2 separate regions of the Homo sapiens genome follow, and region 2 is linked to region 1. A link is an interaction called in ENCODE POLR2A ChIA-PET data of the cell type or tissue named here. Cell type or tissue: CD4-positive, alpha-beta T cell. All regions are shown on one strand. Each heading gives the region's core, and the rest is flanking DNA. Links, peaks and the distances in the headings are about the cores only. Region 1 overlaps MAP3K1 (mitogen-activated protein kinase kinase kinase 1). Region 2 has its middle 40 kb from the start of LINC01948.

Region 1 (5,396 bases), core at 265-5,264:
AGACATTTGGCAATGCCTGGAGACATTCTTGGTTGTCATAACTGGGGGCATGATCGGGTGGGGGTGGGTTTGCTCCTGGTATCTAATGGGTAGAGGCCAGAGATGCTGCCACAGTACACACATGACAACATCCCTGGCCCTCCCCCCACCCTCCAACAAATAATTATCTAACAAATGTTAATAGTACTGAGGCTGAGAAGCCCTAAAGAGACATATACGCAGAATGGAGAAAGTCCAGTTAGTCTCCTAAATTACCTCCTTGTCACTCTATTCCACCCATGAAAGAACTTTTAACAGGTTAAACTGGAAAACAACTCAATGATCTATGTCATGGAACCCTTTTCTTTGAAAAGGCTTTTGAATCTCCACATGACAATGTTTATTAAAAATCAATCAAAATGTTTATTAAAAACATATCTTCCTTAATATCTGATAAATTTTTTAAAAAATCAGAATAACGTTGATGACTCTGCCATCCCAAAAAGCATTTTTAATTTGGTCATGTATAAGGTATCTGCTCAGAAAAATGTACAGATATGAACAGCAAGACATTAAAAAAATCTTTAAAAATTAGCAAGCTTGTCTAGCTCACCCTATTTGTTGTTGTTCTGTTTTGTTTTGTTTTGTTTTAGGCTTTAGCAGCCTGAAGCCATGGTTTTTAGTCTGTCTCTAGTGGTAAGTGGAAAAGGAGGATGAGGAAGGAGCTTTACTGGCCCAAACAGAAACTAAGAAACCATGACTATATTCTCTCCCTTGGATACCCCTGCAAAGCCTTTAAAACAATGAAACTAAAAAGTAAAACAGTTATATAAGAAACCTTGGACATCATAAAAATCAGTAAAATTCAAATAAACAAAACAAAAGCTGTAATTTCCTGGAATTATGGAATAAAAATAAAATTTGGATTTTCCAAAATTAGGTAAAGTAGCTTTATTGTATCTTAAAAACACTATCTACGAACCATCAAAAAACCCCAAACCCATAATGATATGATTATGGAATAAAGCTACTTACTAAAGCAGCAACGTACACTTTGTAGACAGGGTCAGCACAGACCATTGACAGAACGCTGCAGCATGCCTCCACCACATCTCCTGAGATACTGGTCTGGGAAGACCCACTGGTGGCTCCCCCACTCGGGCTGCTTCCACTGCTGCCCCCAGAATTTCCAGTGCTCTCCCCATTTGCCAACAGCAGGGCCCCACTGACATCATGGGAAAGACGCCTGAGGGCCATCTCTCTCACATTCCAGTTTCTAGAAAATAAGCAGCCAACGAGTTCCATTCCAAACACCTGTATCAAACACACACGATGAATTCAATGTAAAGAAAAGCTTATGGACCCAGAGCATTTTGAGTTTAGCATCATTTTTGATTACTACGTAAAAACTGGACATTTCTGAAATCTTTACCATCCTTCACAACTTCAAATATATCCAGCCACTTAAGCATCATAAGGAAGAATTTTATACTCAAGTTTAACTGATAATTATCCAAAGTCATTAATATTTATTAGCTCAGGTAAAATTAATAATAAGCTCCATTAAGTCACTAGATGGCTATACATACATTCTATGCCTCTACTGTCCCACATGCTTACCAAAACGCCAAAAAACTGTGAAAACCTCAACTCTGTATTCATATTAAGGTAGTTTAAAGAGAAAAACTGGAGCAAGATTAAGAAAACAAACAAACAAACAAAAAACAAATCAAAAAAAGCACCAGGAGAAGGTTTCAAGAGATATAGAGTATTTCTCTTACAGACAAGAGCAATAAGCAAAACACATTTAATTGGTTTTTGTCTGTATAAAAAGGTTTAAAAAACTAGACAAAACAGGTAGGACTGTAAAACGAATGGAGTGGACAAATCAAACAACTGAAGAAAAAATGCTTGTGTTCGAGTAAGCAAAGGATAAATGTAGACGTAGAATTATAGTATATGCTGTTATCGTCGTCAATACCATGCCCCAAAAGCCAGAGTCCCTACAGTGAGGAAAGGGTGAATGGTCTTGACATTATGGGCCAATTAGCTAAAAGTAAGCTTAATACCTAAGATAATTCATTATGTGAAAAATGCCTAAATATTAAAGATGAATAAACACAACTTTTGAAAAACAGATCATAACATACTTATTTACATATGTTTTGTTATAAAGGGATATTATGGGAGAATGAACCAACTAGAATATAGTGAGCTTCTGGTACTGTTAAGTAGTGTACCACTACCTATGTTTTAACTGTCTTACCTAACATGCTTAATAAAAAGCTAGGAATGTAGAGCCTAGTCTGACCTAAAGCTTAGGCAAAACAAACTAGACCATATGCTTGAAAGAATGAACTCTAACAGCTCAGAATCAACTTGAGAGTTCTTTGATGGGTCATGAAAGGGCAGGTGAGGGCCTATGTTCATTAATAGTTCATTAAATTTCATTAATGAACTAGGTACAAGAATGTGTTTAATATTTTTGCAGATTTTATTAGATTCATAAATGGGTTGCTAATATGCTAAGAGAATTCCAAAGCTGCAGGACTGTAATGGTCACAAAAGAAAAATGTAACAAATCCTAATGATATATAAGCTCAATGTGTTAATGCACCTGTTCACAAATTTAATTCAACAGAATTTAACAGATTATTGAAAATAATTATTTTACTTTATTATTGTCTACTGGAGACCCGTCTGGTTTTAGATCCTACATTTAAAAAATAATAGACTGAGCATTCAACAACCAAGAAAATCATTACAAACCAACTGACAAAAAAGCCCTACTTACTGAGGATGAAAAAACATTCAATCAGAAGAGATGGTAAAGGGATGGGAAACTGTTCTTACAAATAAAAATGATGAACTCAAGGTAACCATCACATATTTTTTTCTTATTCATCTCCTCTGCAATTATTAAGCACCCATTGTATGCCATTAGGATATGAAAAGAGAAATTAATTTTAAATGGCAGCAAATAAGAAACATGATAAAAATTCTTGGCAGGCACGGGGATTAAACATTGGGAAAAGTTAGCATTGAAGGGTTCTGGTTTCTATCCTTCTATCCTTGAATAACCCCGTATGTCCGTTAGTTCAGGAAGAGATGTTTCTAGATATGTGAAGTGAAACCACAAGAAGTTTTGAAGTTGAAGCTGTACAATAAGCAGTATAGTATTAATACCAAAAGTAACATTAAAATTTCCAGTGGAATGAAGGTCATGATGGAGGCAAGTAAAAGTGTTTTTTTAAATTATGAACAACTGAGGGAAGGAGACAAATACATTAATTGATCTATAAATATTTCTTTGAGAAATGAAAAACAAAGAACTACTTACCTGAATCCATGGCTCAGCTAAATCTTTGTAAGCAGGAGGGATTTGCTGAGTTCCATAATGAGTAAGGTTAAAATTGCTCTCTTGATTCCTTCGTGATCCAGCCAAAGGCTGCTGCTGTACGGTTTGCTGCTGTGCAGCTCTGAGGGAAGAAGGGGAATCCACAGGACTTGACAACTCGTGGCTAAAATGAAAAATAACAAAACTTGCTTTAAAAAAATTAAGACAAACCACACTGAGAAATTTTTAAAAATTAAACATATCCGTATCATTTCAAAATTATTACCTGTAGAAATCATGAGATCTCCACTTAGATCTACAAAGGGGACATATTAAAGGTTCTCTATTTCTTCTACACTCTTCTGCCCCTGAAAAATTACAGAAACAAAATCTTACAAAAATGTAAATGTTTAACATTATTTTTATTTCATAACTGTTTATAATTATAGAATTTATATAGAAGGAACCTCAAAAATAATCTAATTAAATGTTTATCTGAAAGCAAGTAAACACAGCAGGTTAAATGATTTTGATTTGCAAATGCTATTTTATTCATTCTGATAACATGTACTCTGCTTACTATTTTTCAAAACATTCTGCCCTGTTTGACTACCAGGTAAAGTCCTTCCAAACCTTACTTTGATGCTAGCCTTTCTGTAATGCCTGCCCAGGTCTTCTTCCACCTCCTTCCCTTCATGTATACCTTCCAGATTGAAATTGTTTCTAATTCTGTGCACTTCTTCCATTATCACATATGTCACACACACTTTATTGCATTTCTTTGCTCACACAGGTCATCTCCTAAAGATCCTACATTCCCATTTGTTGAAAACTTTTCACATAGGACTTAGGACTTAGATATACTTTTTTTATTCTCTCACCAATTTCCCCTCAAGCCATGTTACACTCTTAAATAACATAGTTAGCTCAGAGAGCAACTGTGTTGAGTAAGCATAGGGAGAAAAAGAGCCACATACAAATTGACATGCAGTGGTGGTGCAGCTTGTTCCTGCAGCCGTCTTCACACACTGTAAGACTTTCTTCATCAAGCATGCCCAACAAGCAAATAGGACACATCTGTTCCTCTTCATCCTTTATGCTATAGAAAAGGGGAAGAAAAAGTATTAAGCATAAAAGAATATAAAGTAGAACGGATATGCTAAAAACACTTTCTGCTTGCTTAGAATATAAATACATTAGAAATTCTTAAGAGCATCTTATATAACTAAGAGATACATATTTACACTATTAATATACAGTAATTTAAAATCAGATTAACACACGAGTATTTATAGATTGTAGGTGTGAGTTAACCTTCTTTGCTATGAAAACAATTCAATACACAGACTGCAATCTTAGAAAGAAACATTTGTATCCCCCAAATTCTGCTACTGTACCTTTTGAATAGACCAACAGGTTTGACTATGTATAAAAATACACTACATGGTACCAGTTTCAAGATTTTAAGTACTGGCGGACCTTAGAGCTCAAAGATTCCACATCCTAAATTTAAATGCCTATTTCAGAAATTTCTGGTGGCAGTATGAACTGATCCAACTTTCCCAGAAATGAATCTAGGAACACATCACATTTTAAGTGTACACAATCTTTCACCTAGACTTCTAGGAATGTATCGTAAGAAAATAAAAAGATAAATATATAGAGATATATGTATGAAAATGTCCACTGCAATATTATTTAGAATAACGAAAAGAAATCAAAACAACCAAATGAATGCCAAAAAGAGGCTAAACAAATTATGGCAAACCCAGACACCTTGAAGCCTTTAAAAAGGAACAGAGAAATCCATAAATGAGGTCAAAATAAAACTACCATGTATAGGATGATTCCATTTATGGCAAAATCGCAACATAATGGTTAATTATATTGCATATACTTGAGTATTTCTAACATACAAAGTACTTTTAAAAATCAGTTAGAAAAATACTAATAAATAGTACAATGGACAAAGGAAATAAAAAGGCAATTGGAATAAAAAATAATAGATTGGTAACATCTGGCCCTGATAATGGCACAGAAAACCAGGTTCTCATATAGACTGCTGGTAGGAGTAAAAACT
Region 2 (5,396 bases), core at 340-5,339, 430 kb after region 1:
ACATGGCCTGGGCTCAACCAATCAGACTCTCAAGCTCTGGACTATGAAGAGAGAGCTGGTGTCAAGAAATGAAGGAAACCATTCTTGTTATGGGTGGCAACAGCTGGGGTGGTAAGAACCAATTTCTGGAGCCAAGAGAGGCTTCCAGGCAACTTGTGGCAGCCAGTAGCCTGCAACTGATGCAGAGCTGCTGGGAAGCATGATCGTGGCTATGTGTCTAGCTACTGCCTCGTCCCTTGTTCTTGCTTGTTGTGATTCTGTTTCTCCATTGCTCTTTTCAATTTTGTGAGTTTTCCAATTACCTTTCTGACATAAGCATTTAATGCTACATATTTTCTTCTAATTACAGCTTTAGCTGTACTACAAATTTTGACCTTTTGAATCTTTATTTTTATCCAATTCAAGATGTTTTCCAATTTCTCTTGTGAATTCCTATTTGACCCATGGGTTACTTAGAATATGTTGTTTAATATCCAAATATTAGGGGATTTTAAAAATCTTTTTCTGTTATTGATTTCTTCTTTAACCCTATCATGGTCAGAGGGCATACCTTGGAAGATTTAAATTCTTTTAATATTTTTGAGGTACCACTGTTGCTGAGTAAAGCGCTCTCTAAATGTCAATTAGGTCAAGTTGGTTGACAGTGCTGTTTAGGTTATCTACATTCTTAGTAATTTCCTGTCTATTTTTTCTATTTGATTACTGAGAGAGAAGTGCTAAAGACTCCAACTATAACTGGATTTGTCTATTTACTCTTTCAATTCTGTCAATTTTTGTTTCATGTATTTTGAAGCTACTTTGTTTGACGCATACGCATTTAGGATTATTATGTCTTCTTTATGAATTGACCTCTTTATTATAATCTAATACCCATTCATCCCCGGTAATAATTTCTTGTTCTTAAGTCCGGTTTGTTATTAAGCACTTTGATTTTCTTTTTGTTAGTGTTAGACTACTGTTTGTTTCTCTCCTTTTACTTTTAAACTATCTATGTCTTTAGATATAAAGTGGGTTTCTTGTAGGTAGGATAGAGTCGAGTCTTGCTATTTTCTTTTAATCCCATCTGACAATCTATGTTTTCTAATAAAGTGTTTAGAACATTTACAGTTAATGTGATTATTGATATAGTTAAATTAAAATCCACCATTTTTGTCTGCCTGCTTTTAGATTTATGATTCCGCTTGATCCTGACTTTGTAATTTTTTTCTGTAGGAATTTATTACCAATTCAGATAAATAGATATATAATGGATTGAATGTTTGTGTACCCTCAAAATACATATGTGAAACCCAAACCCCTAATATGATGGTATTTGAAGATAGGGTCTTTGGGAAGTAATTTGGTTTAAATGAAGTTGGGCCCTCTCCGTGATGGGATTAGTGTCCTTATAAGAAGAGGAAGATAAGCCAGAGCCTTCTCTCTCTTCACCATGTGAGGAAACAGCAAAAAGGTGGCCATCTGCAAGTAAGGAAGACGGCCCTCACCAGGAACCAAATCTGCAGGCATCTTGATCTTGGACTTACCAGTCTCCAAAACTGTGAGAAATGAATGTCTGTTGTTTAAGCCACCTGGTCTGTGATACTTCGTTATGGCAGCTCAAGCTAAGACAGTTAGATAGATAGTTTTTATTGTTGCTTTTAAAAAGCAAGTGTTACCCTTTAACCCATAAATTTCATTTCTTCATGTCTATTCCATAGAAAACATTGGCACATGTGCTTAAAAAGATAAGTACAACAAATTTCATCACACTATTGCTTGTAATCATAAAAAATTGAAAATAATCTAAATTTTCATCATTTGGGAAATAATTAAATAAATTTCCATATATCCATTCTATGAAAGATTATACTTCTCTTAAAGCAAATAAGATCAATGAATACATACTGATATGAAGAAAATATGCAACACATATTTAAGTTAGAAAAGCTAGTCATAGTAAAATATGTACCATATAAACAATTTATATATTAAACAAAAATTCCCACCAAATAAATATGTGCATTCCTATATGCAAATAGACATATATGAATGTAAATACTTAGAAAACGCCTGGAGATATGTGCAGTGGAGGGATAATAATGATATACAATGAAGAACAGTGTCAGATTAGGGGAATAGGTAAAGAGAAGTTCTGTTTATCTATATTGTTTTCATATTTATCAATGAAAATCTATTACTTGGGTAACTAAAAATTGAGTTGTGATTAATATTATAGTTTGAAAAGAAGAAAAAAAGACATATATATATAGTAAATTAAAAAATCAGGATTTTTTTTTCTCTTTGACATTTTATTCATCCCACTGGAGTAGGAGATTTGGGTATGGAGAATCAAAAGATTTCTTGATTCTTTGGCTCAATAAAAGACCTTTTCTGCCTTTCATTCTACAACAGCAGTAACTAAAAGCATGGTGAGTGTCCCGGGAGTACACAGTGTGTCTGGGGTGTGTCCTAGTGTGTTCGGTTATGCTCATTCATGCTGAGACATTGCTTTTTGCCCATAAAAGGAGGAATTACAACATCAGACCTGGATTGTTTTCATTTCCAAACAGCCACAAAATGTCAACACAAGACTGTCAATCTCTTGTTCTCTCCTCTCTCACAAACACTCCCTGGAACCCAGGCCAATTGAAGAAAACAGATGCAGGCAGGCACTGTTTTGACAACACTGGAAATGCCTGTGGAAGAGTAAAAATGATTAATATGCTCCTAAAAGAATAGGGAGTGCGCCTTCGGGAGAGATAATTGGATGGGCATCCCTGCTGGTAGATACCCTCTCATACCCAAACGAAGGCACACATTCTCACACAGGTTTCTTCCGAGCAACCCCTTGCTGAGTGTTTCCTGTAACATTTTCATCATGGCAAGGCAGGTGGGGTGAAAGGTTCTTGGAGGATGGGGGAAAGGCTGGAGGATAGCAAAAGTGCCATAATCTCCCTTCAGCCATAAAATGAATAATCTTCAAACAAGCAATAAAATGGATCTTGGTATCTTTTAAAACCAACAAAGAGTTCTCTGAGTTTAGAGGTATTTCATGGGATGTGGTAGTAGACAATGCAATTGCTCATTCTTAATTTATGAGACAGAAAATCTTTGTTTAGCTATCACATGTAAATTAAGGTTGTCTTTGAGTAACTTGAATTACATAACCATCTATGTGCCAAGCAGCTGTCGTTTTCCTATAAGTATATTCTCAGTTGTAAGGAGTCTGGGGGCCAGGCTACCCCCTTATGTTGTGGTGGGGGAAAGAACTTTGGGACTCGGCATCAGAAAAGTCAGCTCTGTTCCTCCTTAGCAGAGTGGTCTTTGATAGGACACTAAACCTCCTTGGACATCAGGCATCTTCATCTGTACTGCAGGGATCTGGATTAGATGAGTAGCCTTCAAGCTGTGGGTAGTTCTAGAGCAGGCTCTAGACTGTGGAACTCTGGGCCCCACCTCCACTTAAAAACTTTAACCAGAGCATCTCTGATATGATCTGTTTAATATTGGAGGTTTGAATAAATGCTTTAAAAAACAAAATTATTCAACACTCATTTTTTCAATAAATACTTACTGAGCTACTACTATGTAACTGGCAGGGGGACTCATCAATGATGGAATGAAGATACCTCCTGCTCTCATGAAGCTCACACCTTACCATTCCACTGGACCAGATGAACTTTAAGGGTCCTTTCCAGACCCAGCATCCTGCTCTTCCATAACACATAAAACAGGTGTCCTGAAGCATTGCCCAGAGAACTTAAAGTTCAACTGTAACTACACAAGGACAGACAGACCAAAAGAGACCTTAAGAGTGATGTGCATTGGAGTTAAGTTGACAAAGTGAACATTTTGGCTCTACTAGTTAGCTAGGTGACGTAACTCAAATTAATTAACCTCCTGTGCCTCAGTTTCTTTATCTATAAAATGAGGGTAATGATAGTACCTACCTCATAAGGTTGTGGTGAGGATAAAAAGACATAATGCATGCAAAGGCTTAGGGCTATGCCTAGAATTCTATAAGTTACGTTAGGTCTTATTAGCTATTATAATGTGCTTTTCCAGGCTTATATCAAGATAAAGTACACTTGAAAAGGTCCTACAAGATGGCCTAATATAGAGCAGAATTCAGCATAAGGTAACACTAACCTGGACTTCCAAGGACCTTCATAATCACTGCCAGCTGTAATATGGCCCGCAAGTGAATCCAAGGGCAAGGTTCAATTAATGTTTCATGTGCACCTAGCACAACACTTACTGTAGGGAAGGCAATCAATAAATATTTATGGAATCAATGAACCTATTCCTCTAATAGCATTTAAAGCTCTGTGGATCGTTTTAGGTTTCATTTAGGGCAATCACTGCCTGAATGCCACCTTTTTCTAAATTGTATTTTTACTTATAAAATATTTCAAACATACAGACAATAAGTTAACAGACACCTATGTACTCACCATCAAGATTACATAAATGCTACCTCAATATATTGACTAATTAGTTTCAGATAGTCTTTTAAGAAATACAATTACAGTCATGCACTACATAATGTTTTGGTCAACAACAGACCACATATATCACCTTGGTCCCATAAGATTATAATACCATATTTTTACTGTACCTTTTCTATGTGTAAATATGTTTAGATACACAAACACTTACCATTTTGTTACAATTGCCCAGTGTTCAGCACAGTATCATGCTGCACAGGTTTGTAGCCTAAGAGAAATAGGCGGTATCTTATAGCCTTGATGTGTCATAGGCTATACTTCTAGGCTTGTGGAAGTACACTCTGCAATGGCCACCCAACAACGAAATCACCTAATGACGCACTTCTCAGAAAGTGTCCCCATTGTGGCCGTGCGCAGTGACTCACACCTGTAATCCCAGAACCCTGGGAGGCCGAGGTGGGCAGATCACCTGAGGTCAGGAGTTCAAGACCAGCGTGGCCAACATGGTGAAACCGTGTCTCTATTAAAATACAAAAATTAGCTGGGCATGATGGCAGGTCCCTGTAATCCCAGCCACTCAGGAGGCCAAGGCAGGAGAATCGCTTGAACCTGGGAGGCGGAGGTTGCAGTGAGCTGAGATCACGCCACTGCACTCCAGCCTGGGCGACAGAGCGAAACTCCATCACGAAAAAAAAAAAAAAGAAAGAAAGAAAGAAGATATCCCCATTGTTAAGCGATGTATGGCTGTATTTAGAGGCCACCAGAACCCCATTCACACTCTCTTCTCTTTGCCAAGATAATCCCTACCTTTAAGTAGATGGGTATCATTCTCAGCATGTGCTTATGCCCATAAAGAACCCATGTGGTGGTTTTGTGTGTATGCACTGCTCACTGGTGGACATTAGGATCCTCCCATGTTTTGATTGTCGCGGACAGAGCTGTAATAATAAACATCCATGTACCAGTCTC

The links. ChIA-PET counts read pairs that join two places held together with the same protein. Peaks named below come from ENCODE experiments on the same cell type or tissue, not always from the same donor. Only the 100,000 strongest peaks of a DNase experiment are listed, where the experiment ranks them.
Region 2: POLR2A ChIA-PET joins it to region 1 with 5 read pairs; 2 of 35 experiments call an interaction of 5 or more read pairs at or near these places.

What each region holds. Positions count from the first base shown.
Region 1 is chr5:56,870,929-56,876,324 of GRCh38, reverse strand. It overlaps MAP3K1 (mitogen-activated protein kinase kinase kinase 1), which reads right to left. Exons shown (of 20, transcript NM_005921.2): 7 at 4,294-4,415; 8 at 3,603-3,684; 9 at 3,320-3,500; 10 at 1,015-1,293. Among named protein-coding and RNA genes, the nearest start is that of SETD9, 36 kb to the left of the region's middle. In CD4-positive, alpha-beta T cell, for the core only: no CTCF peak of the experiment used is centred there; no DNase peak of the experiment used is centred there; H3K27ac peaks cover 302 bases.
Region 2 is chr5:56,438,720-56,444,115 of GRCh38, reverse strand. No RefSeq gene overlaps it. Among named protein-coding and RNA genes, the nearest start is that of LINC01948, 40 kb to the left of the region's middle. In CD4-positive, alpha-beta T cell, for the core only: no CTCF peak of the experiment used is centred there; no DNase peak of the experiment used is centred there.